Linked DNA regions of Homo sapiens: all the other regions are linked to region 1. The links are chromatin loops, found by intact Hi-C in ENCODE. Cell type or tissue: dorsolateral prefrontal cortex. All regions are shown on one strand.

Region 1 (5,000 bases):
ACCCTCGGTGAGAGATTGAGGCCCTGCCTCAAAGATAAAATAAAATAAAATAAAAAGAGAGAGAAGAGTTAAGGAAAGAAAACCAATCATAGAATCTCAAGGTTAAGCAGGATCTAAAAGGAACCAAAAAGGCATCATAGAAGCAAAGACAGGAGAAGATTTCATGAAGAACGAAGAGTACATCAAGAAGAACCAGGAGGCTATGGTGTTTGCAGCTTCTGGAGGGAGGGGCTGCTGTGGTTAACTGGCATAACTAACCCTGACTCTCCTGGCTTTCCCTCCCAGCCTGGTGCAGTGAGCAGGATGTCATAGTCAGCGGGGCTGAGGGGAAGCTGCACTTCCCAGAAAGCCTCCACCTATATTATGAGAGCAAGCAGTGAGTAACCCCCTTTGTACTCCTCCTCCTTACTCCCACCTCCGGTCTGGGCCCACCAATTGGACTGTGATAGTCGTTTTCTGTCTAGAAATAACGCCCTCTCCATGATCTGCCTACAGACGGTGTGTCTGGACCCTGCTGGTACCAGAGGAAATGCATGTGTTGCTCAGTTTTTCCCACCTAGATGTTGAGTCTTGTCACCACAGTTACCTGTCAATGTATTCTTTAGAAGACAGACCCATTGGTGAGTGGATTTTCACAGTGTCAAATGGAAACCAGTGCCAAGTGGGCTTAATGAGGCCTAGTTATCTTATGTCTGGCACTCAGCCATCTGTAAATGCCACACTTCTTGACTTCCGCTTTGAGACTCAGAATTGGGAGTGGGAAGGAACCAAATCTGAGCCTGGGTGATGGCTGCAAGGTCACAGGGCAATTTACTTGCCAAATCTGCTTCCCATCAAACCAGGCTTCCTAGGCCCATTTGCCAGACCTGGTGTCCATGAGGAATAAACTCTAGATATATTCCAGGGCCTCTCAGGATGTCCAGACAGCTCACTGCTTTCCTAGCTGTGAAAATGACCTTTCCCTGCCTCATCAAGCTAAGAAGGAAAATACAAATAGACAACCATGAGAAGGAGACAGGTTACTTACAAGAAACAGAAATGGAATGGTGTTTCTGTGGTTTCTCAGCTGGAGGTGATTTTGTACCCCCAACCCTCAGGACACATTTGGCAATGAATGAGAAGCATTTTTCAGTTGTCACAAGGGCAGGAATTGTCACTGGTAGAGGCCAGAAATGCTACCAAATATCCTACAAAAGATGCAGGATGGCAAGAACACAAAGAAGGTTCTGGCTCAAAATGTCAATTGTGACAAGACTGAGAAACTTTGGATTGGACAATCCTGAAATATCATGGCAAATTCAGTTCTTCTTAAATCATTGAATGGGAACTATTTTCTAGATTCTGAACAAAGAATCCTTTTTTCTCATCCTGCAGGAAAATTTTGTGGAGAAAGCCTCCCTTCATCCATTCTTATTGGCTCTAATTCTCTAAGGCTGAAATTCGTCTCTGATGCCACAGATAATGCAGCTGGGTTTAATCTTACCTATAAAGCTCTTAAACCAAACTACATTCCTGGTAAAACCATTTACTTTTAATCACATACTATCTCCACCTTCTGTAGAAGCTTAGGCCCCATAGGAATTAGGTGAGTGGCAGGGATCCCTCTCCCAAGGCCCAACTGACTCCACATGGGAGAGGGGCACAGGCCAACTAGAGAACAGGGGGCAGTCTCCCCCTCAACCCTGAGTTCACCCTGCTAGCTCGTAGTGATTGCCCCTCCAAGTGAGTCGAGAGGGCCTGATGAGTTCTGGAGAATCATGCACTACGTCTTTTCTTGTTCGCAGTGTCTGAAAATGCAATTGATATGCATCATTTTCAGGAGACAGGAGGGAGAGCAGTGAGAATTCTTCTTTATTTGAATGGTGCCATCTGTTTGGACTTTTTCTTACGTTTCAGATTCAGGTTGCAGTTACTTAACTGTCCTTTTTGAAGAAGGTCTCATACAGAGTCTAAACTATCCTGAAAACTACAGTGACAAGGCTAACTGTGACTGGATTTTTCAAGCCTCCAAACATCACCTAATTAAGGTATTGACTTTGGCTGTCCTTACGTAGCTATGGTAAATTCACAGAATAGCTAACATAAGCACCATGAGGTCAGAGGTTTTATCTGATTTATTCACTGCTGTGTTTTCAGTACCTAGAACCCAGCACCTGACACACAAAGCTGTCAATAAATACTTGCTGAATAATGGATCCGCCCAGTTTCCCCTGCAACTACACATTTTTTCCACTAGATGGCACTGTGCTCCTTACTTTAAAAAAAAAAAAAAAAAAAAAAAGTGCCGCTTTAATCTTTGTATTGAATTAGCCGGGCGCGGTGGCGGGCGCCTGTAATCCCAGCTACTCGGGAGGCTGGAGAATTGCTTGAACCCGGGAGATGGAGGTTGCAATGAGCCGAGATCGCGCCACTGCACTCCAGCCTGGGCTACAAGAGCGAAACTCTCAAAACACAAAACAAAACAAAACAAAACAAAAACTTTGTGTTGGTGACTTTTAGTCCATTCCAGAAACAAGCATGTCTTCCTTATTTATTAAACTGCTCACAAAACACATTGTAAGTTATAGATAACAAAATCAAGGTCAATCAGGCCAAAATCATCAAGCCTTTCAAGCAGAGAGGACAGAGCAAGCCTAGAGGAACCAGCGCAGAACAGGCTCAGGGAATCGCTGGTTTAAGAGGGTCTTAAGGTGTCCTGGAGTGGACAGTGGAAGGCAAGGTGGAAGTCACTGTATGGAGGCCTTTGAACGCCTGGAAATGGAGTTTATTCCACATTTGATTAGCAGTGTGTGGTTAGTTGTTTGTTCATTAAACACTAATGGACCATCTGCAGAGAGATATCATCAGGGAGGTAGAAGTAGGACTGCAGTCAGGGTGAGATTGGAATGAGGCATTTTCTCATAGATCTTTCTTTTAAAATAATAATTGAAAACAAGACAGTGTACGATGGAGAGAAAAGAGAGCAGAAAATAAAGGGGAGAGGAGTGAGGGATGATGAGACACCAGCGTTCTCACTTAAGAGATGGAAAGAACTCTGAGATGTGGGAGGAGAACCAAATTGGTGTGTTTTTATGACAGCCTGGAGAATGCAGCCTTTAACTTAAAACACAAACAAAACCAAAGAAAAAGATGTGACCAATCATTTGGATACCACACTAAGTTAGAACTTAAAGAGATGAGAACTGAGGTGTCCAGTCCCCACCCCACACCTCCATAAAAAAGGGAGAATAATTAGATGGGAAATTGAACAATTGAGAGGAGTTGGGATTGGTGGTATCTGAAATATCACGTGAAGTCAGATGTTAATGGCAGAAACAAGATCACACAGGTTTTATGAATGAGTGGGAAAAGATGATACAGAGGCAGTTGGTATAGATTTCTTTCTAAAAGTTCATCAAACCTAAACAGATTTGGGGCAAAAATTTCAGCAGAATTAAGGAAAATTTGTTAGTGGTGGAGGATAAAATTTAGGTTGTGAGCATGTTTCCAGGTGGAGGAAGAAGAGGAAATTTAGTTGAAAATCTGAAAATGCCAGAGCCAGAAGTGATTGAAAAATATCTCTTCAATAAGTAAAGTTTGAGTGTCGTGCATCAGTGAAGCGATGCTCTCATACTCTGCCAGTGACAGCATCATTTTGCAGAACTCGTGTAAGATAGTAATTTGGAAACTGGTGTTAAAAGTCATAGGAATATGCTCACCATTTGACTTGGAGAGAAAAGGGCCCCTTCCCAGAAAGTATCCCAGTAAGGGTTTAATAAATGTTTGAATGAATCCTATTTCTGATACAGGTCCCCCTCCCCACGCCTACCTTTACCATTAGTAATTATTTGCCTCCAGTTTTGTTTTATCCACACAATCCTTTCTGTTTCTTGCTCAGAGTCTGGGTCCCATTGAATCCCCATCAACTGTGTGTTAAAATTAGAGTTCCTATTTCATCAGCCCTCTCTCCCACCACTCTTCACTTCAAATTCAATTGGCTAGTGCTCACCAAACTGCTCCAAGATCACTCTTTATTGTTTCTTTGTTTCTCCTTCACACTGTTCCTTCTATCTAGATAGTTCCCCTCCCTTTTCCTGAAACAAAACAAGTGCCCCATGCAGGGAATGATACAAGAGAAGAAAAAAAGTAAATGCCTAAAGATATTCACTGCCAAGTTTTTAAGATAGCAAAAAATACAGGTCTCAAGGATAGAGATAAATGAAATATTATGCTGCCAATAAGCATCACAATTATAGAAACTATGAGAAAAGGTTTGTCATGATTTATTCTTGGTGACCCTAGGTTGATTCCAGGTGATCAACTTTCTTTTCTAGGTCATTACTCATCATAGCTTAATAATCTACTCAAGAATTTTGCTGAGGTTTACATTTAAGCTTAGTATCCAAAATCAGCTCTCTCTAACTCATACAAGGATTTCCTTTTTCATGCACATTCATGAGGCTCACTACATTTGACTCCGAGCCCACTTATGCAAATGCTTTCAGTAGCTCAGATGATACTTTGTTTTATATCAGCAATTAGACTCACTTACATCTGTGCCTTCTCAGAATTTTGCAGTGAGGCATGGAAATATAGTGGCAACAGGACAAAGCAGGTGAGAAGAGGAGCCAGCTATATCCCGCTGGGTAGAAAGACACGGTCTCCAAGGGGCACAACAAATTTCAGTCTTGATTCAGGAGAACTAGAGGTTCAAGATGAAACATCAGGAACCAGGTGAACAACACTAAGATGTCCAGAGAAGCAGTTTTGTGTATATGCAATTAGTTGAGTTGAGTGCCTAGTTGCTTCCAAGGAAAAAAATCCCCATGCGGTAGCTCTCCTAATCTCTTAGAGATGTTAGGAAGCTAAAATATTTGCACAGTTTCCTGCCCTTTGATTCAGGCCATATTTGGTAGCTATTTCAAAAAGTTAGAGCCTGTGATATAGAATCCTTCCCTTGGTAATCTGACCCACTCCTGAATACCCCATTAACTTTCTTATCTAAGGTCTTACTCCAGAAC
Region 2 (5,000 bases), 600 kb after region 1:
ACTTCTACAAAGAAATTCTTCAATTCAATGTTAAGTATTTTTGCAGTTCTACTGTCAAAAATATTTAACTGGACATAAAAGAGAAAACATGTAACAGTTTATGCAGATCCTACTTCACTTCTGCCTTCTTTTCAGGTTCACTTCTAGTCTTCAATTTTGCTTCTATTCCAAAGCAGAAGCGTATTTTCTGCTTCCAGGATGAAGTGTTTTCATTTGTACTCATATGTGAGTTGGATTGCAATTTCTAGTTAGTGTTTTTCTTCCTCACAAGGCTGAGAAATAAATCCTCAAAGATAGAGATCATAATTAGTGTCTCATATTTGCATTTCTACCCTTCAGAACCATGCTCAGCCAGTAGTATATACTGGTCTATACTAAATGAGTGAACAGAAGGCTGAGGACAACGCCAAGCACACAGTGGTTCCCTGTCACGAGCCCCTTCATTCCGCCTCAACGGAACATTTTCATGGAATGAACATTTTCGTGGAAACCAGTAAGCATCTGAAAAGTGGAACTGCATTTCCAGGCTGTCTAAATACCCAGAGTGATTACTTTCCCAAGAACGTTTCCCCTAATGGAAAATATAAACATTATGGTTTGTTTTCCCAGATCTCTGATTTTGATAGGGACCAACAAAATTGTAGCCACTGTAGAAGGTTTAGAATCTCATACAAATACAGAATAAGGTCTACAAGAAAAGGCTTATAACAATTAAATTTCCAGATACAATGGAAGGCTAAAACCACATACACTGTCTATGTATTTGTGGCCACATAATAAGACAAAACACAAATGAAAATAAGAACATTATGATGATTAAGTTCATCAGCACAAATTTGAGACTAGAGATAAAATCATATTATATATAATTTTCTGGTGTTACTGATAAAGATAGCTGATGGATAAAACAGAAGACAATATCATCTTGTAACGGGGAAATCAGGACATCTTTCAGTTTACAATCTCATACCAGATAGGAGTCAATGAATTGCTGCCTGTGAGGTAGTTGAAGGATTCAGGTAAGGGCATGATTAAACCAGGGAATGGAACACTGAGAATGGTTTAACCTCAAGTTATACCCTGACAACTGCCACTAGAAAGCAGCCATTGTGAAGGAAGTATGCCCCAACATTCTGACAAAGCTGAGCTTAACTCTGGATTTGATACCAAACAACACTATAGATTTTGTTTTTAAAAGCACACATATCAGTTCCAATTCAAGATTGATTGTGAGATTTCTTAATTCAAAACAACTGTCAAGTTAAGTGATAATATGCTAACTGTAAGGAAGCTAATGGTCAAAATAATTAAAAATAGTCAGTACCCAGCAAAGAACGCCATACCAAATATCCAGGATGTCCTCATGTCCTACCCATGTATCTTTTCCATGGAGGAAGTACAAAGAGGGAGTTATAAAAAGGTATTAACATATTGGATGAAACTAGATGTTGTGTGGGCTTTATCTTTGTTAAGTAATCTATACACTAATTTTTAATGTATTTCTGCTTCTCATTACATATTTTTCTATAATATGCATGCTTATTAGAGAGTGAATACTCCTTATTTATTAATTTTTCCTAAAACTTTAGGGTGAGAACTGAGCTACTTAGATTGATATCATAAAAGAGAGATCTGAGCTTTTATGCTATGGCATAAAAGAAATAAACTGCCATATTGTAAAAGGACATGTGAGAGGAGCACATGGCAAGGAATTGTGGGAGGTCCCTAGGAACTGACAGCAGCTCCATAGCTGAAAACCAGCAAGTCCTATAACCACATCATAATGAATATATGATAAATTATTCATATATATAATAAATGAATAAACTTTGAGGCATTTAGATGTAAACAAAATTTTAATCTTTAGGTAATAAAATTTATCAATATATAACTTTTGATACCTCCTTTACTGTTGGGCTTAGAAAAATTTTCCAAAACTCAATTATATAAAAACACAAATAGATCTTCTTCTAAACTTTTTGTTGTTTCTATTTTTACATTTAAAAAGTTAATCTGGCTGAGCACAGTGGCTCACTCCTGTAATCTCCAGCACTTTGGGAGGCCGAGGCAGGCGGATCACCAGCCTGACCAACATGATAAACCCCGTCCCTGCTAAAAATACAAAAATTAGCCAGGTGTGGTGGCACATGCCTATAATCCCAGCTACTCAGGAGACTGAGGCAGGAGAATTGGTTGAACCCGGGAGGCGGAGGTTGCAGTGAGCCGAGATCACACCACTGCACTCCAGCCTGGGTGACAGAGCGAAACTCCATCTCAATTAAAAAAAAAAAATTAATCCACAATTTTGCAAGTTGAAAAGAGTTCTATGGATGGATGGTGGTGATGGCAGCATAACCATGTGAATGTACTTAATGCCACTAAACTTGTACACTTAAAAATGGCTAAGATGGTAAATTTTGTCATATGTATTTTACCACACTTAAAAAAAAAAGTTAAAATCCTACCTAAAAAAAGTTAATCCACCTAGAACTCATTTTGGTGTATAATGATCAAAATCATTAGGACTTTTTTCCAAAGTGGTTAGCCAATTAAATCAGCATCAGTTATTGAATTACTTTTCCCACCAATTTGAATGCTTATATATACTTGGATATACTTCTGGTCTTTTCAACTGTACATAACTTGCAGTACCTGATTATATGGGGATTTCCAGTTAAAAGCATAAGCAGCACCTAGCCTAAATCCACAGACCCTAGAGTTCAAGTTCCAAGGGGCAGGTTCAAGAAAGGAAACATAAAGCACCAATCCTTGAGCTTTTAGTGACATCTAGTGGACTGTTATCATATGGTAACTTCTGTTCCGTGTCAGGAAGCATGCTTTCCTCCACTCAGCTTCTTAATCAACTAGGGCAATTTTAAATACAAATAAAAATGCAAGCCTTAGTATGTTTAGATGGCTCTCTCCCTCCAACCTTTCTCTTCGGTCCATCTCTCAGGTGCCAAACTGCAGCTCAGATAATCACTCCCATCTTCAGAAGTTTCAATAGTTTCCATGTAAATTAGCAGAGATGGGATATAAAATCAACAAGATGAAGACACTCCTAAAATTAATTACAAATAGAAACAAATGAACCTAGCTGTATTTAAAGTGGATAACATACACAAATGAAAGAGGAGTTTCCCTGTTTCATGGAATATCTTGAAATTTTACCACCTCTGGAAAGCCTCCTCATCAGAATTAATTGGTTTGCTTAGCACATTGCCCATGCCTATTTGATAACATTTCTTGCTCTGTTTTGCATTTTAGGTAGTTTATGCAGAAAAATGTTACCCACACTAAACTATGAGTGCCTGAAGGATAAAGAGGGTCTGATTCATCTCAGATTCAAACAACCCTGATACCTTTAAAAGCTACTTTATCTGTGAACTTGGCTCTGAGACTTTAAAGGGGGTATCAGTAGTTACTCCCAGGGCATTAATCCAGCCAATACTTGTCTTTTTCCCAACTTCTTCATTTCATCTGTTTTTTTCTTACTAGTTTGACCTTGAACTGATCTCACATTATTTGCCTCTCCTATTTGTTGATTCACATTCTGTGTTTCTCATTTCCCCTCTCCTGGTAATCAACCTCAAGATATGCTCTCTTAAATTAGTGTCTGTTAGTAATTCACCTGCATTCCTTCACCTTTATTTATATAGCACAAACTCCCAGCGAAAACTACCTTGATGTCAAAAGAGAATAGGTATAAGAAAATCAGTCTTCATTCACTGAGGGTTACTATGTGCTACATGCTTTTTTATATATTATCTCATTTAATTTTCACAGAAATTTAGCTCTTATACATCCTTCACATCTTAGTTCAATTATCACTTAAGGATGCATTCTCTAGGTGTCCTATATATAGTGGTCCCCAAGCTTTTTGGCACCAGGGACCAATTTTGTGGAAGACAACTTTTCCAGGGACCAGGGAGTCGGGGGAGATAGTTTTATGATGATTCAAGCACATTACATTTATTGTGCACTTTATTTCTACTATTATTACATTGTAATACATAATGAATTAATTATACAACTCACCATAAGTAGAATCAGTGGAGGCCCTGGGCTTGTTTTCCTGCAACTAGATGGTCCCAACTGGAGGTGATGGGAGACAGTGACAGATCATCAACTATTAGACTCTCATAAGGAGCATGCAACCTAGGTCCCTCACATGTGCAGTTCACAATAGGGCTCATGCTCCTGTAAGAATCTAATGCTGCTGCTGATCTCAAAGGAGGTGGAACTCAGGTGGTAATGCAAGTGATGGGAGCGGCTGTAAATACAGATGAAGCTTTGCCAGCTCGTCCACCACTCAGCTCCTGCTGTGCAGCCCAGTTCCTGGCCCAGGAGTTGGGGATCCCTGTTATACTACATCAAGCTTTTAAAAACATGTCTCATAGTGCTATGTATCTCTCTTTCATAGTGCTTGTCATGGTTAAAATGTTGCTTTTTGTATGACAATTTAACCAGTCTATCTTACCTTTTGAACACTGTTCCATGTGAGGATTAACAATGTCTACTTTGGCTCACCAATATGTCTCCATTGCTTAGCTAAGAGACAAGGATTAATTTATCCAAAACTAATCCTCAGTAGATTGGCATCCTGGAAAGGATTGGCCTTCTGCAAATTTCACTGAAAGCTGCTTTTAGCCCATTTTTAATGCAGTCAATCATGGTCAGCTGCACAGCCTGGGCCACAGTTACCCCTGCAGCTATAATGTTAGTACATTCTCAATCTTGAATGCTGATGTAGCAAGTCCTGCCTCTAGTTTGCTTTGCTGCCATACAGCTTCAATTACAAGACTTTGACTCCAGCCCTTTACCACCTTAGATAAAAGTATTATTCACAAAAAACATGTTCTTCTCAGCCCCATTTATATTCTACTGTCTCTCCCTTCTCCAGCTGTTGACTGCAAGGTTCAGTGACCCATTGTCAACCTGTCTAGGGCAGACTGATGTTATTATCAAGTCCTCAACTCCTGCAAATCCACAACCACGAG
Region 3 (5,000 bases), 550 kb after region 1:
AACCTTCTCCTCCTTAGTCACGATTTCTGTGCCCATTTTTATTTTATGATCACTCAAGTCCCTAAACATTGATTCCTTAGTCAAGAAGAAACATAAATAAAATGCTACAGATTTCTACATAGTTAACCCCAATCTTCCTTAGATTTACATACATTTTTAAGACACAATGAAAGTCATTTTAATTAGGGGGTTTATTTAACTTGAGAGAAGAAAAAGCCTGTTTAATTCTCCTTTGGGAAGGGTTGTGGGGAGGTTAGAGCAAGCCTAGCAGGGGCACAGTCAAGGAAGGCCAGTGTCAGAGTTGGGTGCCAGGATTCTCAATGGAAGTAGGAAGAGTCAGCCTCCAAAGTATCTAGAAGTGGATAAAATCAGAAGATGAGGATAAGCCATGTCTTAGAGGACACTATGGCCAAAGCCAGGAATGTTACGTCTCTATTCTACATAGCCCACATCTAATCAAGCAGCAAATCCTTTCCGCTATACCTTCAAAATATATTCACAGTTGCATCGCTTCTTCCTGCGTGTACTATTACAACTTGTTCCAAGCTACCATCAACTCTTTCTCAGATAACTCCGATAGACTCCTAACTCTTCTCTCTTCTTCTAATTTTATCTACCCCTACCCCAATCCTATTCTATATATGACAATCCAAGATACACTATTAAAACATATAAGATGATGGCACTTCCCTGCTCAAAGCCCTTCAGGAGCTCACAGTCTCAGATTATAGTCAAAATCTTTACCATGGCTTAGCAGGCTCTACATCCTATGCTCCCCTTGCTCTCACTACAACTATAACCTCTTACCAGTCTCCCCCACTCACTCTGTTCCAGCCTTTACACTGGTATTTCCCTTTATTGAAATGTTCTTCTCACCAGATACAAGCATGGCTCTCACTCTCAATTCCTTTCAATCTCTGTTCAGGTGTTATAACCCCCAGTCTCCTTGTCTTTCTTACACTGATTTTATTTTTCTTCATAACACATACCATAAATACACAGTATACAGCATATATATATAAAATATATATACATAATATATATATAATATATATTATATATATATATATATAATAAGGAGAAGGAGAGAGAGAGTTTATATTTTGACCAGTACCAGAGGTAAGTCCCATTAAAACAGAGACATTGTTTTACTCACTGGTGTATCCCCAGCATCTAGAATAAAGGCTGGCATATGACAGACATTCAGTCAATATTTGTTGATTAAATGAATGAATTAAAGTCAATTCAGTATTTTAGTCAGAGAGTGAGGACAGAGTTATAACCAAGAGACCAAGCTAAGGACTAGAAGCTAGGAGGACATAGCAAAGAAGAAGGACTAGGGGCTAGAGCAGAATCAAAGTAAGATGAGTTATAGACTCAGAAGACTGAATCTCACTTTTATTGCCCACCAAATGTTTGACATGGGATGTGTCAACCTGGTTTGAAGCCTTATTGTCTAAAAACCAGGAAGCCACTAATTCAGGGAACACACTTCATTCCCCCAGGAGAAATCAGAACATTTCCTCATCTCCAGCTGTGGTCCTATACTCTGGAATTCTTCAAACTCCCAAGGAAATTATATTGTATTGTCTTCATCTGTATTCCCAGTGTCTGGCCTGGTGACAGGAATAGGACAGAATGCTTAATAAATGATTATTTCAATGACCAAACTGTGAATATATTAAGAATCCCCTTTGCAAACTCTTAGAAGGTGGACTGTAAACTCTAGGTCTGGTATGAGCTGAAACTCTCTGATGTTCCACTCTCCCTCTGCACTCTTTTCCTTCTTTCAAAAGTCCAGAGTCCTTCCCAGCCCAATATTATACCTTGAAAGAGAAGACAGAACCAAACCAGGACTGAGACATCTACTTTCTCTCCATCTGCAAAAATATTTATTAGAGCATGATCCTCAAGCAGGGTCTGTTCTGCTCTTTCTTAGTTTTGCCAGTGGCTAAAAACAAAGCACCCTACCCTTTCTTTCCCACACAGCATTTTTTGCAATTCTAGCATATTTGAACACAAATTTTCTAGACACAATTCTTAAACATAATTGTCTTTTATTTCAGCTTTATTCACACAAATGTTTAATAAGTTACTTCTCAGAGAATAGTGCATGTAAGGCAGTCTTTGATTGTGTGTTCTTTTCTTTCATCTTAGATTGTCCTTTAGTATCTAAGCTGATCAGACAGCTCCCTCTACAGTCTTCTTAGCATCTTCATGTGCCTCTTCTATTTTTTCTCTTTACTTAGTATATTTTGTATTTTTAAGTCAGAATTTTCCAATACTTTCAAAGCCAACTTTCAATTTAAAGTCTCATGGTACAGAACTATGATCATCATTTTTCTTATCTTTAGAATATCTACGTTAAATATTTCATATCTCTATTTCCAAATTTAATATGACCCTTTCACTTTTGTGCAATTTTTACAGCAGCAAAAAATTTCTCCTTATTTATAAGAATTCGACCCTGTATTAGTCAAGATTCTCCAGAGAAACAGAACCAACAGGATATATATATCCTGTTATGGTCATATTATTGCTTAATTGCAAGGATATGTTCTGAGAAATGTGTTGTTAGCTAATTTCATTGTTGTCCAAACATCAGAGTGTACTTACACAAACCTAGATGGTACAGCCTACTGTATACCTAGATTGAATGCTGTGGCATATTCCTCCTAGGGTGCAAACCTGTACAGTATTTTACCGTACTGAATACTGTAGGCAACTGTAACTCAATGGTAGTAGTTGTGTATCTAAACATATGTAAATACAGAAAAGGTAATGTGTTATGCTATGATACTATGAGAGCTACAACATCACTAGGCAGTAGGAATTTTTCAGCTCCATTATAATCTTATGACACCACCACCATATATGCAGTCTGTCATTGAGCAAGACTTTGTTATGCAGCACATGACTGAATTGGTAAACTGTGTGTGTGTGTGTGTGTGTGTGTGTGTGTGTGTGTGTGTGTGTGTGTGTATCATATATATATGTATAATATATGTATATATTATATATATATTCTTATTACTCTCTCCTGCTGGCTTTGTCCACACTCTCTGAGGAGAGGGTCCATGCTCAGTCTCCGTATTTCCTTGCAGGCACTTACACATGGAGAAAGACTTATTAAAAGGAATTGGCTTATATGTTTATGGAGGCTGGGAAGTTCCAAGATCTGCAGTTGCTGAGACCCAGGAGAGCCAGTGGTGCAAGATCCAGTTTGAAAGCTTGCAGCCTTGAAAGCCAAGAAGAATGAGTGTTTTAGGTACAGTCTGCAGGCAGGAAAAGCCTGATGTCTCAGCTCAAGCAGTCAAGCAGGAGGAGTACCTTCTTAGCCATTTTGTTCTATTCAGATCTTCAATTGATTGGATGAGGCCCATCCACATTAGGAAAGACAATCTGCTGTACTTCAATAGACAATTTGAATTGTTTATCAATTCAAATATCTACTCCAATGTATACATTTGAATTGGTATCCAATTTTAACCAATTCAAATATATACTCCAATACACAATTTGAATTGTTTACCAACTTGAATTGTTTATCAATTAAAATGTATGTACCAATGTATATGCCAGTGTATATATTTGTAGACATTGTATATATTCAATGTATACATTTGGATTGTTAAACATTAGATACATTAGATACCAATCCAAATGTATACTCCAATACACAATTTGAATTGTTTACCAATTCAAATGTTAATTTCATCCAGAAATGCACAAACTCAGAATAATATTTGACTAAATATCTTGGCATCCTGTGGCCCAGTGAAGTTGGCACATAAAATTAATCATCACGGGATTAATCACCACAGGCCCTTTGTAGCTATATCTCCCAGTGTTTGTTCTACTTTTGGAAAATAAAATTTCAAGAAGAATCCAGGTCCTTCTAGACTGCTTTCAGCCAGAGGTTCCTACAGATATCCAGTTAATTCTTATTCTCCTTCATACAATAAATATCCTGTCCCTGCCAGGTTCATAATTTGAATCAGGTATGCACATTATTCAATCATTTATTCCACAAGCAAATATTTTGTCTTGATCACCTATTATGTAGCAGGTATTTTGCCAGGAATCATCCACTTCTTTCATCTTGCTCAGGGGGCTACAAACACCCATATTCCTCTCTATTACTCTCTTCTGCCAGCTCTGTCCACACTCTCTGAGGAGAGGGTCCATGCTCAGTCTCTGGGTTTCCTTGCAGGCACTTTTCTTCTTCATATTCAAGCAGTATTTTTCTTCTTGTTGGATTTTTAATCTTATTTATTTATTTATTTATTATTTTGCACTTACTTATGGCTTGTAACTCATAGGCAAAGCTAGTCATTTATTCACAGTAAGAAAAATACAGGTAGGAAATGACACCACAACCTGGCAATGGGTTCACCCACTTGGACAGGGCAAACAGACACTGAGTGACCCTCTTGGCTAACAGTGGTTGTCAAGCCACGTCCACAATCTCAGTGTTGGAGAACTACTGAGTGTTGGGCAGAAAGATGGTACTGAAGTTGCTGCTGAAACAACAGGAGGTCGAGTGCAGTGATGGGGAATCCATTGTGGGAAAAACTCTGAAGGACCAGAGACAGGCTGCTGGCACCCAAAATATTTTTGCTTAATTGGCTGGACTGAAGTTCAGGGACAAGACAACAGTTTTTGGAAAGAGAATTGGCAAGAACAAGGCCTGACTTTGGTGGTTAAGAGTGCAGACTTTGGAGCCAGGATGTCTGGTTTCAGACTCACTTCAGAGCCAAAAAATATTGGGAAAACTATTTAATCTCTTTTTATCCTGATTTCTTTCATATGCAAAGTGAAAAAAACTAAAAGTACTCACTTCACAGGACTGTTATAAAGTGGTTTAAATCAATATATGTACACTAAAAATATGTAAATCCTCGCAATTAGAATATGTAAGCATTCCAATTTAATTTCTGTTGTTATTTTATAGGTTATCTCAATAGGAACTAATGCAGAAGGCTAATTATAGGAAGGAA
Region 4 (5,000 bases), 250 kb after region 1:
TGAAGCCAGCTCCAGCACTCATGCTTTTAAATACCACACTCTCTCCTGGGTTCCCAAAGTGAAAAGACCCCATCCTGACTTTGATAAGTGGATGACAGCCCAGGGCCCTAGCAGAATCCCAGCAGGGGAAGACTCTCCTGGAAGCTCCTTGGCAAAACAAGCCACCCTCTTGTCTGTCTCCAGCCACTGACCTCTAAGTCCCAGTGCTAATCCTGCTTTGGAAAATCACAAACTCCATGGGAGATCAAAGGCAAAGTCCCAGCTCCCGCCTATCAATCCATTCCTGCTTGGCCCTTTATGTGGTGCAGGCCCCCAGGGAGGCAGCAACCACAAGCCAGGAGATACTCTCGGCTCTGCTTTCATAGAGAAAGCCTCCATTGGCTATGGAAATTGGGCAATTTTTCACTTAAAACCATCTGAAAACAAACTTCAGTGCCTTCAAAATTATATATTCACAGAACATTTCTAGACTCTGGAATAGGATTAGATGGTAATGATTTAATTGATGGTTAAGTGTGTAGATAAAATGAATATGCTGAATTCTTTCCGTAATTATCTCTCCAAGGAGCCCCAGCAGCTGTAATTACTGTCTGAGGCCAAAATTATAAACCAGCTGTAGTTTTAAGCAAAATACATTGCAGCCTCCACTGGATCATTGAAGAAAAGTCGGTCACGACCAGCACAGAGGCCCACTAGGACCCATCAAAAAGGGAGCACAGCCCTTGAAGAAGTTCATTCCCAAACCTCAGGGAATATGTTCTGGCAGCATTGTTCTACATCCTGGTGCCTCACTGTCACTGCACGCTGCTCTCTCCTTGCAGCTGGAAACCCTTCTTCCTCCCCTAGGAAGATTTCTCAGACCTGTCAGTTCATACTGATCTCTCACCCTGAGGATTAGAGAGCAGGCTGAGCAAAAAGAGGCACTATTAAATCTCAGCCCAGGGAGGATGGAGGAGCCCTCATCGACCTGCAGGTAGACTGGCAGTCTCACTACAACTCAGAGTCTGTACCCTTTTTGTAGCCAATAGGCCAAATTAGGTTCTAAATCTACTTCTATAGTAACTGGAATGTTACTTCTATAGTAAACTGGAATGGCTGCTTCCACTGATCAAATGAATCCAATCATGACCAAATTCTCTATAGAAGCTAAGCTCTTGCCTGAATAGTTATGCAAAATCCATGCATTCATTCAACAACCGTCACAGAATTATGGAGTACCTCCTATGTGCCAGGTACTATGTGAAGGATTGGGTATACAATGGCAAATAGAGCAGATATGGCTCCTGCACTATTGGACTGTGGCTCTTGAATTATCCTTCACTTGACTTGGAACCTGCCAACAGTCCTGTCTGGGACATTAGGATCTGCATCTGGAGATGAGGTGGTGGGTAGAAGAGAGTTTCAGGATGAAGTGGGCATGCTGAAGGTGAAGAACGGAGCACATGAGCTGCTGATTTCAGCTGAGCTGGCTGGAGACACTGGCCTTGGCTCCCAGGAGCCTTGTCTGCTGCGCAGCCTCTTTCATGCATTCAGCACTTCCTGAGGTGCCTACCATGTGCACGGGCTGTGCTCTCTGTGGTTCACTCCTTCTACCCCCTAAAACATGGACCCCATGCCCTATCCTTGCTGTGTGGAGCTCTTGCTAGGTATGACTAAGACAGAATACAGTACCAGGTAACACCATAACTGTTATTAAACAATCTAATTATTTTCTTATGTCTATTTCCTCAGCCAGATTGTAAATTCTGTGGGGGATGGGACCAGCATTTCCCCATTATACCTCAGTGCCAGGTAGGGTGCTTTGCACTTGCTCAGAAATATTCGGTTTAAAATAAATTCTCCAACTCCACTTCCAAAGGGGAGGCCAGGGGATTCCTTTTCAGGTGAACATGTTAGGCAGTCGGGTCTGCAGAACAATGAGCAAATCTAGACTTCCACAAGGGCACACCAGAATCCACTCATTCCCATTCAAAAAGTCCTCTCTCTCATTCTCATTCCTTCTTTCATTCTCATTCTCATTCATTCATTATCTCTCTCTCTCTCTGCTTTTCTCCCTCTCTCTCATTTTCCTCACTAGACTGTGTACTCCTGGAAGGCAGGCGCCATGTGTTTTTATCACTGAATCCTCAGTGTCTGGACATCGCGTGGTACACAGGGCCCCTAAATACTTTTTTTTTGAATGGATGTATCAATGAACCCATCAGAGTCCTGAAGAGTTACCTGCAGTGATGTCAATGGCCAGGGGAGGGCAGCAAAGGGCAGCAGAGCTGATGGCAGAGGCCCTAGGAAAGGCCTACTGCTCTTTGAGAGACAGATGCTTGTCATTGGGTCAAGGAACCCATTACCCATGTGAGTATTTGGAGATATTGAGAGCCCCAGGACTGGAGAAAACGGCTGACAGGAATCCAGAGAAGCCCAGTGTCATAAAGGAGGGGGACCAATTTGAGTGGGGAGCTGCAGAAGTGGGTGCCCAGTGCTGGGGGTGAAGGTGTGTGGAAAGAGGAGCTGAAATCCCGATTCCCAGCAAGATAGTCTAGAGTCACAGTGTTGGCAGCACGAGTCCTGTGCTGAGCTCTCTGGGACTCCAAACATGCCTGAAGGGCTTTGCCTCTCTGGTTCTTGAAATGACAAGTGTTCCGAAAGACGGGTCTGACACCATCCTCCACCCTGGTTTGCGCTGCAGAAGAGTGGGAGGAGAGAGCCAAAAGCAGGCCACAGCTGTATGTGTGTGGAGACGTGTTCTCCAGCCCCTCTTCGAGTCCCACCACAGGGGTGGGAAATGGCAGCGTTGGGTCTGTAGAGGAAAAGCTCCTCCCCTCAGCCATTTTCACTGAGAGCAGAGCGTTGATGGCATGTGCAGAGACATGGCAGGAGGCGGTGGGGTTCCTGGGATCATCTCTTATCTGGAGAGTTTCTCAGTGGGCGCTGCTGGTCTGGCAAGCTTTGAGATTCAGATTTCGTTTGCTGCCCTGTGGTGTCTGTGCTGGCTTGAGCTTTTTGGAATAGGCTACAAAATGGTTTGCTCCCAGGAGGTGGATAATGGAGTGCAGAGTTGTCATGAGAAGAAACAGGGTGCCTGTGGGGGAGAGTCATAGCTGGAAGGTTGGCTGGGTATTGCCAGGGGAGAAGGGGATGGTGTTTTTCTTGGTGTCCCAGAAGAAGGGATCCATCTCCAGGGCTGAACCTGTTGGGCCCACACAGTCCCATTCCTTTTGCCAGTGACTGCTTCAAAAATTGGCATACTTCTGGCCATGATGTGTAAGGAGCCAGTTTGCTGGGCACTTGAATAATTTTTTCCTTGCTCTTAACAGAGAGCTACAAGAAGTGCGTTTTCCTGTGGCTACTTTCATGTCTGGATGCAATGCCTAGACCTGCATCCATCTTGCGACCAACCTGAAGATGAACAGAAAGGAAGGAAGGATGGCCCAATAGCCTGGGAAGAACTGGTGTTCCTGATACCATCATTAACCACAGAATCTACAATCCCGGAACCCCCCATCCTTAACCATGGAATCTACAATCCTATCTCTAGACCCTTTGTCCAGATGCTACAGTTTCTTTGTTCAATCTAGTTTGTGTCAGGATTTCTGTTCATTACATCAAAAGTATTCTAATACTTGTAGCAAAGCAACTGGAGAAGTTTTCACTTTGTCTTTAACCAAAGAAGACTTCCAGGAAACATCTCCTCAGTGGGTTTCTCCCTCACCACTGGATTTTTATCTCTGTACTAGTGCTTTGATTTGTTTTAGGAGTCTCACCTCTCCACCTGTCATATTTCCCTGGCAGGCTCATTTCTGCTAATGCCCACAATATGTGTATCAATGAGCTTTCAACGTTAGGTACACAGCTCTTCAGGCATGTATAGCACATTAATCTGTCTGCTTCTAAGTGGTCTGTTGACATGTTTGGGTGCCAGTTATATCTACAAGGCTGTGATCATTGTCCTGGGTTATTCTGTTTGTTCTCTCTGCAGGATGCATTAGGACACCCAAGGCCATGGCCATCACTTACATCTAGGATTCAATCTTATCTCCTGTGAATCACTGGAAACCTCCTGTCCTGGAACCCTTTTTTTCCACATCCCACTGGATGTCATTCATAGCAACTGGTCTTGTGGGTTGTCTATTTTATTGTGTTGTCTTACTCTTCCTCCTGGTATCAGTTTTTAAATCCTCTTGATGAGATCAGCTGATCAGTCGCTAAGCAACATAGTCCCCCATGTCTTTGTAAGATTCTCTGCACTCATGGCTAGAATGATTTATTCTGGTATCTTAAGCTGTGTTTCAGAACCTCATTCTAAATATCAACCTATTCTTGTAAGTCCACTACTGATCATCTTTAGATATTCTTCAGTCTTCCAGAGTTCCAAAGGGCAGTAGGAAGAAGCAATGAAAATACCACCTGTATTCTCACATCTTTCATTGTTCCACTCAAAAAATACCACCATGTTCACTTCTGGTGGAACGTTTATGTCCATGAGAAGCAGTGGCTTTGAAGAGTTTTGGCAGACTATGGCGCCTTACTCAACATTGGGAAGGTATCTTGCCATCAGACCTTTTGGGTCTCCATGAAACTTCTTATACCCCCTCTGGGAAAAGTCACTAACTGTGATCTTACTGAGCTTCTAAACACAGCATTTTTTTTACACTTAAGTGAGCGGGGGTCCTCCTCATTTGTGCTTCTCTTCTTGTAAGGGTGACTTCCTCCCAGTAGGATGAATCTCATGCCTATTTGTGTTATTTTGCTAATTCCAGCTTCTTTTCTACTCAGGGGGGTTCCAACTCTTTTAAGGTCTCATCTTCAGCACTTCTAAACTGTGGGAAACTATGTGAAAACAAATGGAGTGGCCAAACACACCATTCATCACTGTGCTTCTGGACAGCTGCAAGTCCATACGTGTTCTGGTGAGTCTTCAGGTTGTACGGGAACAGAGGCTGAATCAAGGCAGTTCAGTGAGAGTCTAGATGGGAGTGCTTATGGTGTTCTATAATAAAGTACTT
Region 5 (5,000 bases), 880 kb after region 1:
TTGACGATCACATTTCATATTGGGATAAAATTTATGGGGGACAAGTTTCCAAACCATATAATTAATGTATTGTATACTTAAACATTGCTGAAAGTAAATTTTAAATGTTCTCATCACAAGAAAATAATAAGTATATAAAGTGATGGATATGTTAATTAGTCTGGTTTAATCATTTCATAATGTATACATATGTCAAGACATCATGTTGTATACCATAAATATATACAATTTTTATTTTAGTTTTAAAAATAATTTAAAACCAGCCAGGCACGGTGGCTCATGCCTGTAATCCCAGCACTTTGGGAGGCCAAGGCAGGTGGATCATGAGGTCAGGAGTCTGAGACCAGCCTGACCAACATGGTGAAACCCCACCTCTACTAAAAATACAAAAAAAAATTAGCCAGGTGTGGTGGCGCACCCCTGTAATCCCAGCTACTCAGGAGGCTGAGGCAGGAGAATCACTTGAACCTGGGAGGCGGAGGTTGCAGTGAGCCAAGATCGTGCCATTGCACTCCAGCCTGGGTGACAGAGTGAGAGTCCATCTCAAATAATAATAATAATTTAAAATCGAAACCTTTTTTTTTGAGACAGGGTCTTACTCTGTCGCCCAGGCTTGAGTCGAGTGGCTCGGCTCACTGCAACCTCCGCCTCCCAGATTCAGGCAATTCTCCCCACTCAGCCTCCCGAGTAGCTGGGATTACAGGCACACACTACAATGCCCGGCTAATTTTTGTATTTTTTTAGTAGAGATGGGGTTTCACCATGTTGGCCAGGCTGGTCTCGAACTCCTGACCTTGTGATCCACCCACCTCAGCCTCCCAAAGTGCTGGGATTACAGGCATGAGCCCCCGTGCCTGACCAAAATCAAAACGTTTTTATCACCCCCAAAATTTCTCTCATCCCTTTTGCAATGAGTCCTCTAGCTGTGCCCCCTGGACACTGGCAAACAATAACTTGCTTTCTATCACTATAATTTTACCTTTCCTTGAATTGCATGTAAATGGAATCACACATTAGGTAATCTATCGTGTCTGGCTTCTTTCACTTAGCATAATGCTTTTAGGTTTCACCCATGTTGTTTCATGCCTCAGAAGTTTGTTATTTTGGTCAAAAGTGTGGACCTACACAAATTCATCAGCAGTTGGCAGTGGTTTGGCTGGATGATAAGGGACTTGGAAAGAACAGGATTTGAATGTTGGTGATAAAGAAGTCTGGGAAAGAGGTACGCTAGGTGAACTTTTTGAATGGGCACAGACTATGAATTATCTGTGTTCCAACAAAAGGCATCCACTGTGGATGGCTAACTAGGGATGTCAGATGTGAGTTCTCTACAGAAAGAAGAGACAAAGTTACAGATGAGTGATCATGGCTGGAGTGGAATGCTGAGGAAGAATGCAAAACCAGTCAGAGAAGCCACAGGAAGAAGCTCAGGTGCAGAAAAGGAAGGCAGCAAGACTCTGGCAGAGATTGACTCCTGAGGAACTTGCAATCCCACAGAAAGTGTAGGTGGGAGTTTCTTTGTTCTCCTTACCCTTGTGACAGGCTGCTGAGGACCAAATTGTTGAAGAGCCTCTCTGCTCTTGTAAGCCCAGGCACTGCGGTCAGGAGGAATTTGGAAACTCCCTGGGGGTCCAGCACTTAGTAGCCAGTTTGTGCAGGTTCACACACACTCCCCTTGAACCCAAGTTGAAATGGTAGGCACCGTGTTGGTTGTACACTGATTGTGGGCTACTATCCTGCCCAGAGAATTTCAGTCTTTGTTTCTTCATACCACTAGATCCCCAACAAACATTTTCCAGATGCTGCTCTAAGTGCAGCGAACACAGGGGAACAGTGGGATCCTTGGGAGTTGCAAGATCCTTGGATATCCAGTTCACAGCATGGGCTGCTGCTGGGAGAAGGCACAGTGCAGCCCACCAAAACACCCTTTAGAACAAAGGAAACCAAATAGAAAGCTCTCTCCTGCCTGAGAGCCCCCTACTTGTGTCCAGTGGGTGACTGTGCCCCTCCCAGAAGAGTGATGGGTGCAGTGGTTGTCTCTGAAGGGGAAAAGTGTTGTTCTGCCCAAGCAGACAGGCAACACCAGTGGCTGGAAATGGATGAGGGGAATCTTCTCCCACTCCCCCAGTCTACTGTTGTGGACAGAGCCAAGGTTTTTCCCACTGTGAATTGGCATAAGTGCACTTAGAGTGAGGCTTTCCAGCATGATTCCAGGTGGTTACACCCCCACTGAAAGTGTACCTGCCTCCTGGAATTGCATAAAGGTGGAGCACATCTCCCCCTCCCTACACAGAGCTGCTGTGTTCCTGCAATGGAATGCAGACCAGCCACAGAGTTACCTGTCTTAAACCAGAAAAAGAGGTTCAGCCTCAAGGCTATCTCAGTGGTACCTGCAGATGGGCATTTTCCACGGGCCCTAGTTTCATTGAGACCTGGAGAAAAGGGTCAGTGTCTATCTGAACTGAAAGTAGCAAGCCTGGTGACAGGGATGTAATAGACATGTAGGTTGTGTTCCTGGCTGCCCAGGATAAGGAGGTGGTGAGGTCCCACCGTGGCACCCCTCACGTTGAAGACATCAGCCCATCCCACCATGAGCTCCTTCCACCGCCTCTGTCAAAGCAGGTGCTTCCATTTGTCATCAGAGATGAGCCCGCTCTTACTCCTTATCGCCATCTACTGGACTATAGACTGAACTGCACCACCAAATAAACCTGCTGACAGAAGGGCATAGTTCTAGGGTATGGGAAAAGCTCCCTGAGACCTCCCCACTCCCAGCACCACAGAAGATAATGAGTCAGCTCATATACCCAATATATCACTAAAACAATCAACATTTGAGAAAGCCACTGCACAAAAGCTATCTATAACTAAGGAGTTCATACATAGCCTTGGCCCCCTGAAAGCACTGAGAAACAAAGCCAAAGTATCATACAGAATATATGTTACAGTCATACCCTCAAGGGAGAAAAGAATAAAAAAGTTAAAAGCACCATTCAAATGGAATAAAGTTCAAAAATCAGAGGTCATAACTTCTCTAGATGAGAAGGAATCAGTGTAAGAACTCTGGCAGGACAAAAAGAGTTTTTTGACACCCCCAAAGCATTACACTAGCTCTCTAGCAATGCATCCTAAACAAAATGAAAATTTTGAAAGGACTAAAAAAAGGATTCAAAACATGGATTTTAGGAAGCTTAATGAGATCTATGAGAAAGTCAGAAAGCAACACAAGGAAATCAGAAAAACAATTCAGAGTATGGAAGAATAATTTACTAAAGAGGTAAGTATTTAAAAGAAAACCAAACAGAACTTCTGGAAATGAAATGTTCATTGAAGGAATTATAAAATATAGATGAACTATTTAACAACATACTAAACAAAGTAGAAGAAGGAATTTCAGAGCTTGAGGACTGGTCCTTTGAATTGACCCAGTTATATATAAAAAAGAAAACAAAGGAGAATTTTTTAAAAATGCAGCCAGGAAATATGAAATTATATAAAGCAACGAAATCTATGAGCAATAGCCATTACTCAGGGATAATAATAAAAAGTAAAAACCTTGGAAAATGTATTTGATAAAATCATTCAGGAAAATATTTTTGGTCTAGATAGAAATTAGACATCCAGATACAACAGGTTCAAAGAACATCTGGAAGATTCTTTGCAAGATAAATCTTATCAAAGTATATTGTCATCAGACTGTCCAAAGTCAACATGAAGGAAAAAATTCTAAAGATAGCTAGAGAGGCCGGGCGCGATGGCTCATAACTGTAATCCCAGCATTTTGGGAGGCCGAGGCGGCGGATCACGAGGTCAGGAGATCGAGACCATCCTGGCTAACACGGTGAAACCCCATCTCTACTAAAAATACAAAAAAAAATTAGCCAGGCGTGATGGCGGGCGCCTGTAGTCCCAGCTACTGGGGAGGCTGAGGCAGGAGAATGGCGTGAATCCGGGAGGCGGAGCTTGCAGTGAGCCGAAATCGCGCCACTGCACTCCAGCCTGGATGACAGAGCGAGACTCCGTCTCATTAAAAAAAAAAAAAAAAAAAAAAAAAATATATATATATATATATATATATATATATATATATATATATAATCTAGAGAGAAGTGTGTAATCACTTAAAAAGGAAATTCCGTCAGACTAACAGAAGATTTCTCAGCAGAAACCTTACAAGCCTGAAGAGGTTGAGGACCTATTATCTTTCTTAAGGAAAAAAAATTCTTTAAGAGTTTTTCAATAAAGCTTAAAGTAAGCTTTATAAATGAAGGAGAAATAAAGTTATAGACCATCAAACCCTAAGGAAATTTATCACCGTTACACTGGCCATATGAGAAATGCTCAAAAGAGTTCTCACATGGAAACAAAAGGACAATACTTGCCATCATAAAAACACTCATCAGTATAAAGCTCACAGATCCTATAATGCAATTACACAATTGAGACTACAAAGAAACTAGGTAACATCATTATGACAAGAACAAAACCTCACATATCAATATTAACCTTAAATGTAAATGGCCTAAATGCTCCACTTAAAATATATAGACTGGCAAACTGGATACAAAAACAAGTCCCAACTATCTGCTGCCTACAAAAGACCCAACTAACAGATAAAAATACCCATATGTTCAAAGTAAAGAGCTGTACAAAAAGAGTCCTTCAAAACTGCTGTATCTAAGGAAAGGTTAAACTCTGTGAGTTGAACGCACACATCACAAAGTGGTTTCTGAGAATGATTCTGTCTAGTTTTTATATGAAGATATTTCGTTTTCTTCCATAGACTTCAAAGCACTCTAAATATGCACTTGGAAATTCTACTTTGAAATTCTACTATGAAAAAAGAAAACAAAAACAAGCATGAGTAGCTGTACTTACATCAGATAAAACATACCTTGAAGAAACAACAGTTAAAAAAAAAAAGACAAATGGCTGGGCACAGTGGCTCACACCTATAATCCCAGCACTTTGGGAGGCCGAGGCAGGTGGATCACAAGGTC
Region 6 (5,000 bases), 940 kb after region 1:
TCTACTGAAGTTGAAGATATGTATATGCCATAACCAAGCAATTCTACTTGTTGTATATGCCTGACAGAAATGTGTGTATATGTGCACCAAAAGACATGTGCAAAACTATTTATAGCAACACTGTTTAAAATACCCCAAAGCTGAAAACAACCCACATGTTTGTTCATCAGCATAAAGGATAAATAAACTGTGATCTAGTCATACAATGCATTATACAACAAAGAAAATGAACTACGAGGCCAGGCGCAGTGGCTCACACCTGTAATTCCAGCACTTTGGGAGGCTGAGGCAGGCAGATCACACAGTCAGGAGCTCGAGATCAGCCTGGCCAACATGGTAAAACCTGTCTCTACTGAAAAAATGCAAATATTAGCTGGGCGTGGTGGCAGACGCCTGTAATCCCAGCTCTCAGGAGACTGAGGCAGGAGAATCATTTGAACCTGGGAGGCAGAGCTTGCAGTGAGCCGAGATCGTGCCATTGCAATCTATACTACAATGCTATAAACTATACTACAAGGCTAAAGTAACAAAAACAGCATGGTACTGGTACCAAAACAGATATATAGACCAATGGAACAGAGAGGAACTACAGCCTGGGTGACAAGGCGAGACTCTCAAAAAAAAAGAAAGAAAAGAAAATGAACCACAATAGCTCCATATAGTAACATGGATAAATCTTACAAACGTAATATTGAGTGAAGGAAGGCAGGCACAAAACATACATATTGTATCATTTCAATTGCCTGTCTAAGAAACATAACTGATGTATGGTGTTAAACTGCTTTTGGGGAGTGAGTGAAGGTATAGTGATTAGAAGAGGGCATAAGGAAAGAATACTGGGGTGTTGGTAATGCTCTGTAACTTGACCTGAATAGTGGTTACTGGAGTGTGTATGCCTTGTGCCAGATTCATTGAGCTGTACATATACATTCTGAGCATTTTTTAGTATTTGTATAACTGTTATATTTTAGCTTAAAAAAGTTATTAAAAAAAGATTAGCCACGTGTTTTGTAGTCATTTGACTCACTGAGGGCTAGTCTCTCTTTGAGTATGCTATTGATAAATAAATGTCCCCCAAAGATGTTCACATTCCTACTCCCCAGAACCTGTACATGGTACCTTAGATGGCAAAAAGGACTTTGTAGATGTGATTAAATTACCAATCTTGAGACAAGAAAATTATCCCGGATTATCCAGGTGGGTTCAATATAATCACAAGGGTCCTTATAAGAGGGAGGTAGCAGGGTCAGAGTTGGAACGATGCACCGAAACCCTTGAATGGCCATTGTTGGCTTTGAAGGTGGAAGGGGTCAGAAGTCTAGGAATGCAGGCAGTTTCTAGATGCAGGAAGGGCAAGGGAATGGATTTTACTGAGAGCCTTTAGAAGGAAGGAAGCCCTGCCAATACCTTGTTTTCGGCCCCATAAGACCTAATTTTGGACTTTAACCTCCAGAACTTAAGATAAATCTGTGGTTGTAAGCCACCAAATTGGTTGTAATTTGTTACAGCAGGAATAGAAAATTAACACAGTAGCTTACACATTGTGCTGGTCAGAGCACACTGCACATAATAGGTACTCTGCGAATGTGTATTGGATGAATGGACAAGCTCCCGACATGCCAGATTCTTAATTATGATGAAAGAATATTATAAATAAAGAAAGGTGTTTATGTCTGTGAGAATTCAAGACCGGTATCATGTGGTGTGAGCAGGCCGTTTTCTTCTAGTCTCTCTCCCACTGATCTTCCACATCTCAAGCTTTCCAGACTAAACACCTGGAGGTGCAGTGAACAGAGCACAGGATAAGGCTTTGACCTTATCAGACAACAAAAGTGAAGATGAAGATGTAGGTAAAAGTGTCATAATTAAAGCATCTTCTTACTCTACCGGAGACATTCATTTGTCTGGAAGGAGTTAGAATTCTTTATGAAAGAAAAGTAGAGAGAAATAAGACTGAGGTAATATTAGTCTTTTGACATCCAAATGGATTAATTATGCCATGCATCAACTTTAGGACTCAGTCACAGAAATGTAGCACATCACAGTCAAGTAGAGAGAGCCCCTGGGGTTTAACTTTACAAAGATGCCTTGAGTTTTTATGTGATTTAGATACTGAATTGAAACCTGGTGGGCTCTTATAGGCCTCCATAGCCGAATGAGTTGACTTGACAATAACAGAGTGTGGAATGCTGGACCAACTTGTAGGCTGGAGGATGTGGCAATCAACTCAGGGTTATGCAGACAGCAAAATTTTTCTTACAGCATTAGCAACTCAGAAACATTGTCCCTGTAGAAAGTGTAGACCCCATGTGAACTAGCCAGTTCAGCAGTGGTGTCCTGCAGAATGCTGAACAACTAGGTTCATAAAAAACAGTGCTCGAGAGACCAGCAGATGGAGCTGCTGCAACAGAAAAACAAGGCTGAGGCTAGAGTTCCTTCTCAGCACCAGAAGCTTGAATAAACCACACTCTTTCCACCACACATTGGGATGAGAAGCAGGGGAAGGCTTTCTTAGTAATCAAGCATCATTTTATCCAACAGAGAATGAATAATTCCTAAAAATATACTAAATTGTCAGGTTAGACTAAATGAAAATTAGATTGAACTATTAGTTTGGTTTGTTGTTTTTTTCTCCTGCTAACCAGTGGATGGGGATTTGAGACGAATATCAAATTATAGACTAAAATAAAGAGAGTAAAATGTTTCTGTACGTTATCTGAGTCATAGTATAAGCCTTAGGATCACCCCCTATTGCCCTTCTGAAGTCATTGATATTTCTCCTTGGATAAGGTTTTCAAAAGAGGAAAGAGAATCACAGAAAGAGAAAGAGTGAGAGATCACAGAAGGGCATATTAATTTACCTTTTTTTCTTCCATTCTCTCTTTCCTGTTTCTGTTTCCTATCTGTCTTTGAGTTTGGGAAGTTGGAGAGAATTTGAACTTGAATCCATAGACCTATTTCTGCTATGTAATTCTTCCTTCTCTTTGTTTTAGAGAATGCTCTTCAGGCAGGAAAGTTTCTCATGAATACCTCCATTCAGCAAACTTTACTAAAGATAAGTGTGAGACCCTGTAATAAACATAGGATATAAAAAAGAGGGAGAAGAGAAACCTGGCTATGGCCCTCACACAGGGAGCAGGGGAAATAGAGAAATCGGCATTTAAACAAGTGATTGCTGCAACAACTATAGTTGAAGAGAAAGGAGCTGAGATTAATTTTTATATTACCTATTTCAAGGCTCATGTTTGTGAAGATATCCCTGACATCCAATCAGTTATGTCTTCATCTTTTGTCAATGTTTACACCTTGCATTTCCATGCTACTTATATTTTATTCTGTCTTCTGTTCACATTCTTCTGGTATATAAAGGAATTTTATTTTATTTTATTTTATTTTTTAATTTGTATATATATATATATACACATAGTAGGTGTATATATTTATGGGGTACATGAGATATTTTAATGCAGGAACACATGATAATCACATCAGAGTAAATGGGGTACCCATCACCTCAAGCTTTCATATTTATTTGTGTTAGAAACATTCCCATTATACCGTTCGCATTCTTTCCACCAGTTTTTGCACATCCTTGGAAGAAAATCTATGTCTAATCTACTCCCTAAAGCTCTGGGTCCTGGCAAAATTGTAGACACATAGGAAATGAGTGTGAAATAATCTCACTCTCAAGCTGTGCAAAAACCTATGCTCAAAGATGTTAATTGCCGTGCTATTTATAATAGTGAAAATGTAGGAACCTGGTTGGCTGTCAGTAGTGACCTGGTTAATTACATACAAAGGGATATTATGTAGGCTTTAAAGTTAATTATTAAACTATACCAATATTTGTTGACCTAGAAAGATATCCCTAGTAGATTTTGAGTGAAAATGAGATTATAGGAGAGTATATATACTATACATTGCCATAAATGCAAAATTATACATATTTAACTATGTGTCTATATGCCTGAAAGAATTGCTATTAAAATGTTCACAGAAGGTAATTTGAATGGTGGGATTTTGTGTGCTTTTTTCTTTCTTATGTTTTCCTACATTTTCAAACATTTTTTCAGTGACTACACGTTATTTAAAAAAAAAAACAACAACAAAGATTTTCAAAAATTCCATCAAAATTTGATTCTTTTCTGTTTTCATATTTAAAACTTAAACATCACATTTCATAGTAGCTCTCAATGGGGCAATCCAAATATTTTAAGGACATTTGACAATGTTTAGAGACATTTTTGTTGTCATAACTGTGAGGAGTGCTGCTAGCATCTAGTGAGTAGAGGCCAGAGGTGCTGCTAGACATCCTATAATGCACAGAACAGTTCCCCACAATAAATTATCTGGCCCTAAATGTTAACTGTGCTGGAGTTGGGAAAATCTCAGAATTCAGTATCCTGATCTGCTCTTTATCGCCATCTGTTGGTGAAAGACATGTCTGCAACTTCCACGCAGTTTTAGCCAGAAGCCAAACTTAGGGCCTCGGAAATAAGATGGGATGCCTAAGAATGGTAGCTATGGTTAGCATGGGAGTCAGAAAAACAGCAAATTAATTCGTCACTGTGACTGTCTATGATGCTCTTACTAAGACCAGTAGTTGCTTTGACACTGCCAATCTGTATCTATAAAATGATACATCATGATTTCCATTTTTTAGCCTTATTGGAACTCCAGAGACCAAGAAAAGCTACAAGCTGAGGCAGAAAAGGCTGCGGGTAAATTTTATGGACTTAACCTGGCTGATATAAGGGGGTAATCTCTACTTGCACACATAGGTGCCTCCCCAGTACATAGGATGATAAAGCTTTAGCTCTGCCAGGAACAATTTCAGACTGGAACACATGGGACCAAGGCAAGGCTCCTTGTTTTGGCTCAATTTAACTACTACGTCCATCTCACACCTCCTCCTAAGGAATATATTTGCAAGGCCTAGGCTTCCACCTTTAACCCCACCCCTCCTACCCCCAATTCCAAGGCCATGTGAGAAAAAAAAT

Evidence for each region. Hi-C counts contacts between places; a loop is a spot of excess contacts. Peaks named below come from ENCODE experiments on the same cell type or tissue, not always from the same donor. Only the 100,000 strongest peaks of a DNase experiment are listed, where the experiment ranks them.
Region 2: a loop joins it to region 1, with 5 times the contacts of the local background. A loop is called at or near these places in 74 of 110 quality-filtered maps.
Region 3: it touches region 1 in a loop (3-fold over the local background); 5 of 110 quality-filtered maps call a loop at or near these places.
Region 4: a loop joins it to region 1, with 7 times the contacts of the local background. A loop is called at or near these places in 19 of 110 quality-filtered maps.
Region 5: it touches region 1 in a loop (6-fold over the local background); 12 of 110 quality-filtered maps call a loop at or near these places.
Region 6: a loop joins it to region 1, with 2.9 times the contacts of the local background. A loop is called at or near these places in 2 of 110 quality-filtered maps.

What each region holds. Positions count from the first base shown.
Region 1 is chr11:7,692,085-7,697,084 of GRCh38, reverse strand. It overlaps OVCH2 (ovochymase 2), which reads left to right. Exons shown (of 16, transcript NM_198185.7): 9 at 286-376; 10 at 496-620; 11 at 1,375-1,515; 12 at 1,897-2,027. It overlaps LOC105376533 (a long non-coding RNA gene), which reads right to left. Exons shown (of 11, transcript XR_007062576.1): 4 at 4,532-5,000. Among named protein-coding and RNA genes, the nearest start is that of OVCH2, 12 kb to the left of the region's middle. RefSeq lists an enhancer at 4,872-5,000. In dorsolateral prefrontal cortex, CTCF peaks have their summits at 1,990 and 2,191 (motif pointing right); a DNase peak (open chromatin) is centred at 2,287; H3K4me3 peaks cover 405 bases; H3K27ac peaks cover 1,656 bases.
Region 2 is chr11:7,096,214-7,101,213 of GRCh38, reverse strand. No RefSeq gene overlaps it. Among named protein-coding and RNA genes, the nearest start is that of RBMXL2, 9.7 kb to the right of the region's middle. In dorsolateral prefrontal cortex, CTCF peaks have their summits at 2,584 and 2,783 (motif pointing left); no DNase peak of the experiment used is centred here.
Region 3 is chr11:7,141,290-7,146,289 of GRCh38, reverse strand. No RefSeq gene overlaps it. Among named protein-coding and RNA genes, the nearest start is that of RBMXL2, 55 kb to the right of the region's middle. In dorsolateral prefrontal cortex, CTCF peaks have their summits at 1,988 and 2,191; no DNase peak of the experiment used is centred here.
Region 4 is chr11:7,440,031-7,445,030 of GRCh38, reverse strand. The region is part of intron 6 of SYT9 (synaptotagmin 9); the gene reads right to left. It overlaps SYT9-AS1 (SYT9 antisense RNA 1), which reads left to right. Exons shown (of 5, transcript NR_103855.1): 5 at 3,312-5,000. Among named protein-coding and RNA genes, the nearest start is that of SYT9-AS1, 23 kb to the left of the region's middle. RefSeq lists an enhancer at 2,141-2,190 and a silencer at 2,159-2,453. In dorsolateral prefrontal cortex, CTCF peaks have their summits at 2,042 and 2,241 (motif pointing right); a DNase peak (open chromatin) is centred at 2,250.
Region 5 is chr11:6,810,260-6,815,259 of GRCh38, reverse strand. No RefSeq gene overlaps it. Among named protein-coding and RNA genes, the nearest start is that of OR6A2, 13 kb to the right of the region's middle. In dorsolateral prefrontal cortex, a CTCF peak has its summit at 2,691 (motif pointing left); no DNase peak of the experiment used is centred here.
Region 6 is chr11:6,754,966-6,759,965 of GRCh38, reverse strand. No RefSeq gene overlaps it. Among named protein-coding and RNA genes, the nearest start is that of OR2AG2, 15 kb to the left of the region's middle. In dorsolateral prefrontal cortex, CTCF peaks have their summits at 2,193, 2,404 (motif pointing right), 4,197 and 4,399 (motif pointing left); DNase peaks (open chromatin) are centred at 2,395 and 4,436.